Linked DNA regions of Homo sapiens: region 1 is linked to region 2. The links are chromatin loops, found by intact Hi-C in ENCODE. Cell type or tissue: Panc1. All regions are shown on one strand. Region 1 overlaps MLLT3 (MLLT3 super elongation complex subunit). Region 2 has its middle 140 kb from the start of SLC24A2.

Evidence for each region. Peaks named below come from ENCODE experiments on the same cell type or tissue, not always from the same donor. Only the 100,000 strongest peaks of a DNase experiment are listed, where the experiment ranks them.
Region 1: it touches region 2 in a loop (5-fold over the local background); 56 of 110 quality-filtered maps call a loop at or near these places.

Annotation. Positions count from the first base shown.
Region 1 is chr9:20,617,478-20,619,977 of GRCh38, forward strand. The region is part of intron 2 of MLLT3 (MLLT3 super elongation complex subunit); the gene reads right to left. Among named protein-coding and RNA genes, the nearest start is that of MLLT3, 3.8 kb to the right of the region's middle. In Panc1, no CTCF peak of the experiment used is centred here; a DNase peak (open chromatin) is centred at 984; H3K27me3 peaks cover 246 bases.
Region 2 is chr9:19,925,070-19,927,569 of GRCh38, forward strand. It overlaps a transcript of SLC24A2 not described here. Among named protein-coding and RNA genes, the nearest start is that of SLC24A2, 140 kb to the left of the region's middle. RefSeq lists enhancers at 1,082-1,376, 1,302-1,411. In Panc1, CTCF peaks have their summits at 1,097 (motif pointing right) and 1,301; a DNase peak (open chromatin) is centred at 1,102; H3K4me3 peaks cover 304 bases.

The sequences.
Region 1 (2,500 bases), 690 kb after region 2:
GTGAAACAAATTGCAATAGTAAGGATGGCTGTAACTGGAAAAAAAGTTCACTCAAATTCACATCATACTAAAAACAAAAACATTAATATTTTAAAAGAAATGTTTTGAATGTGACTATTCATTTCAGTCATATCAGACTAGTACAAATCTTTGGTACTAATAAATAAGATATTGTCTTTTTTTGCAGGTAAATAGTTTAAAAATGCATCATACTCTGACCTACCTGTTTTGTCATGGCTAATAGACATTCCAGGCTTCACCATTTCATCAAAATCTCTTTTCTAAGATTTTGTGCCATTAGTTTTAAATTGAAGGTCTCCCACCCATCTTTGTGACAGAGTAAAACCTCATTAATTCAAATCCAATTAGCTCAATTCTGAAATGGTATACATAATTCTCATTAAGCAACAAGTTAAAAATACTATAATTTTTTCTCCTACAAATTCTAATATTACTGTGAAGTAAAGGAAATCAACCTGAAAATCAATTCACTTTTCCAAACCAAAGATTTACAAAACTAAGGACTCTTTCATCTTTGTGGCTGAGCAGTTCATCCTCAGTCCTAAGGCTCATCTCTGTTTAGCAGCTACTGTATACAGTGAAAGTGATTTAGATTGTCACTATAGCCAACACAGCTTATTTATTATAGAATATGAGCATTTCTTTTAAAGATCTTATAACTCAGATTTCTCACAAATTCATATTTTCAGTTTCTCCAATTTCCAATTGGTAGAATTTTACTCTATCACTTATAGATCTACAATATAGCTAACATAACACTTTAAAAGGTACTGGAAGTAGACATACAAATTCTTGGCATTCTTATTCTATATTTATTCTTATCATTTTGAAAGACTTTATAAGCCAAAAAATAAGTCCCAGGATTAAGTGGCATGTTTGGTGTTGCTTGAACTTACAACTATTCCCAATGAACAGAGAAACCTTCTCTTGCAATCTGAATCATGTGTAATTACAGTATGACAAGGTCTCTCCTGGGTGATGTAAGCTGGCACTTTTCCCAGGACTTGTCACATCATGGGAAGCACGCATACAAATAAAAATCCAAAAATAAACATTTTAAAACAATGGCTTATAGACTGCATAGAGAACCTCCACAGTTGAGTATAAAAATTGAGGAATCCAACCAACAAGCAGACATCTCTCACCAGAGACCTCTGAGAAGTCATCACTGCTATCAAGCAGCTTACCACGCCTAGCAACAACTCCCAGGTGTGGCCTATGTGAGCAGCACCCTCATGTTCCCTCAGGGCAGACAGAAAATCATTAAGTATAGGAAATAAAAATAACATCAATGCACACATCCACTGAAGCAGAAAAACAATGGTAAAATAGAGGTTGATCATCTTTAATTTCATAATGCCAATTTGTTGATTGTCAAGGTGCCTAAACAAAGTTACCTTAAGAGCTACATCTTCTGCCAACTGAGTTAATTTTCCTAATAAATGTTGCTTTTTAAAAGCTTATTTCACCTTGAAGTGAACTGCAGCCAAGTAGTAGTAATAATGTGTACCAAGGATCTTAGAAAGTGGTTTCTTTTGTTTAAACTCCTCTGCTCTACAGACACATGGAAAGGGAGAGAGAGAATCCGAGAAGCAGCATATCAACCTCATCAGCGATAGAAATTTGACATCGCTCATCCTTACCACAGTTTGGAGGAAATATGAAATATAATAATCTCTGACTATATTTTAACATAAAATGCTAACAAATTTCAAATGTTATTTCCTATAGGCCATGCATATTTCTAGCCCTCTATAAGAAACTGGATTTATTTATTAACCATCCAACAAAGACCATCAAATTCAACCGTTCAAGTTTTCAGGAGGAGTTATAAACCAAACCACTAAAGGCAAAAAATACAATCCTACTTCCCATTACATGAGCTCTGGAAACAAAACTAAGCACCAATACAAACCTCTGCCACCTCTAAGGCACACGACGCTTCTCCTTTCTTTATTCAGCCCCCTGAATGTTCAATAATTTCCACACAGCTCTAAGCAGAATGGATTTATTATGATATTACTCTAAGAAACGACAGGAGTTCTAGATGCCAATAAAGATTACGGATCAAATGGAAGATAACTACTAACCATTGTGTCGACTTAGATAAATAAACCTGCTCACAAACAAAGCACCTTATTGTATTTGTACTGTTACCTTCACTAATCCAACTAAAACAACCAGACATTAGTTTTCCAGAGGTTGAAGGGAAAAGAAATCGGTATTTCTCAAACCCTCTTTAAATTTCTTTCAAAATGACACTCCGTTTCTTTTTTCCAAAACTGTCCTGCCCATTATGGAAAATGTTTGGGACCACAGAGGCCCAGTAGGATTATGCAAACTAGACTCCAAGGCTAAGAACCAAGGTGGGGAGGGACTAAAGCAAAAGGCTTCCTCCACATCGTTCCTCTTCAACTTAGCTTCGACCTTTGCAAGAACAGTCTCCCTGCAGATCACATCCGGCAGACACTTTGGAACG
Region 2 (2,500 bases):
AACACAGCTTGCCTTACATAAGGGAGCCTACATTATCACTCCCAGAATAACTGGTGACCCCACAGACCTGCACAGATGTGCTGTAGAACAAACAAACATCAGACGTTCTCTATAAGGACAGGTCTAGGCTGCACCTTTATCTATATCCAGTCAAAGATATATAGATTTATAGTGACCCAGAAAAGAATGCAGAGGAACCTGGAGAAAGCACCCTGCTGCTTAGATCTACAAATTTTGTTCATCTCATATATATAGGCACAGACAAAAAGGAATGTTGACAGGCTGTATTTACTTGATCTTTTTGTCATCTCTTAGAATCTAATACATGTGAAAATTTTGGCATAGGTAAGCACAATTACTTGTGGTAGACATATATATTTGTGAAGCTGTAACTCCTTGTGTATATATGTTTTATTCTTTACACATTAGTTCTTGCTGCCAAAAAGCTCTACATTTTATAATTCAATCAGCCAACACCTGTACCAAGATTTGGTCACTGGGAACTTCAAATATTTCGTATTTGAGAATGGGGAAAGAAAATCTGCAGAAAAAAAAATTGACCAGAACCTGCGTCATGTATTTTTCACAGGAAAGCTAATTATTAGAGGAGGATAAAAACCTGAGGTTCCCTGACTAGGGAGTGGAGTCTAGACAAGGGATCTGATGTGACAGGGTTCCTTCTCTATCCTCTTCAAAATGTAAGGAATGTTTGGCTTCTGGATTGTGTCAGAAAATAGAAGTAACAAATAGTCTTTATTCATAAAAAACTGGCTTTTCCTGACAGAGATTTTAATCGTGTGCTACACACGTGAATCCTTTTTAAAGAAATTGCTAGGGGCTGGGGAATTTCCAAGCCAACCTCCATTAACCTGCAGATTGAGCAAGACACACATCTGTTCTTTAATTGCACAGTATTTCGAATCAAAACAAACAAGCCCTTCCACAGAAAAGGGCCTGTTTTCCTGGTGATGGTTTTGGCTCGAGTTACCCTTTGTGTTGAGTATGTCTACTCTTCAGGCCATAAGGTAGCGATCTCACCGACACCTCCCTGTGTCACGATTCCCCTTAGTAGTCTGTGCTGCAGTCACTAAGCATGACCACTAGATGGCGGGAGAGGACTGAGTTGAGGTTATGGCGGCGGCTCCTTTCTCCCTGCAGGGTGGGAGGAACGCTGTTGTCTCTTTTTCTTCCTGCCCCTTTGTTTGACTTCACCATTCTCTGTTTCCTTTTCGCTCCGCTGTAGTTACGTGACTCACCTTTCATTCAGTACCTCCCTTCAAGGAAAGCCCTGTCTCCTGTCCTTGGACTGGGATCACACAGAGTTCTTGGGATGACCCTGGCTCTCCCGCGCCAGCCGCTCTGCTGCCAAGCGCAAGCATTCGCTCCCAGATGCTTCGCCCAGTTCTTTGCAAATGTCATCCAATCAGTGTCCAGGTGTTCACGGCTCATCACTGGCTTACTGCTCTGGTCTACATAGCTTGGGACATTGCTGTTTATGCAGGTATAAAAAAAAAAAAAGAAAAACAAAAGAAAGAAGGAACGGCAGCATCACAGAATGTGAATCAGAATATTAGTCTGTGGTACTGGGAGAGAAAAAGAAGATTCCCCAGAGAGGATGAAGACCAAACAGACTGCAGACCTGCCATCTCTCTACACTGCACTTGGATTGGCCATTTGCTGTATGCACCCGGGAAAAAAATTCAGAGGACCATGCTGTTGTGATAGCTGACCTAAAGACATTCTGGAGAGCACATGAGTTTGATTTTTACAAATGACTTAATAATCTGGGGGACCAAGCCAGGGCTGCAGAGTCTGGAAGAGCCCCCGCCAGCGGTGAGCAGAGGAGGAGGAGACCCAGAGTCAGGGGTGGTAGAGGAACGGGGTTTCCCAGGCCTCTTTTCACAGCAATTAGAGGTCTGTGTTCTCCTTGAGGCAGGGGCGTAACTCCCACAAGTGTTAATGAGATTTAACGAAGAGAAAGGGAGACTCCAGAGCTGCATTTCCAGTCGGGGCTTCCACAGCAGCAGAAGAGGACAGAGTTCTGCTGCTTCCAGCCGGACCTGGCAGAGAGTCCTGGAAGCCTGGACCTTAGCATGTTACCTTCATCAGCAATTCCACACTCCAGCCGGCATCGTAAGTCCCCAACCTGTGGTCGCCTAGCCCCTTCTACGAACCTTGTGAAGAGAAGCTGCCTGTGCCTTGGGCTAGAAAGTTCTCTCGCACTCTATCCAGTGCTTAAGCTCGCCTGCCTAGGTTTACATCCCAGCTCTGCTGAGTTTCCAGCTAAGCCTAGTTTCCTCCTCCAAAAAATGGAGATAATAAATGGCACCTACTTCACTTGCGGATCTAATGAAAGTCAAGAGCTTAGCACAATGTTTGACCATATAAAGTACCTCTGAGTGATGATGATGATGAATTTGGGCCTAGAATTGACATCTTAGTCATATGAGGCAGAACCTAGTTCTAAGGAAACACACCTCAGTGCCATGATAGAAACATT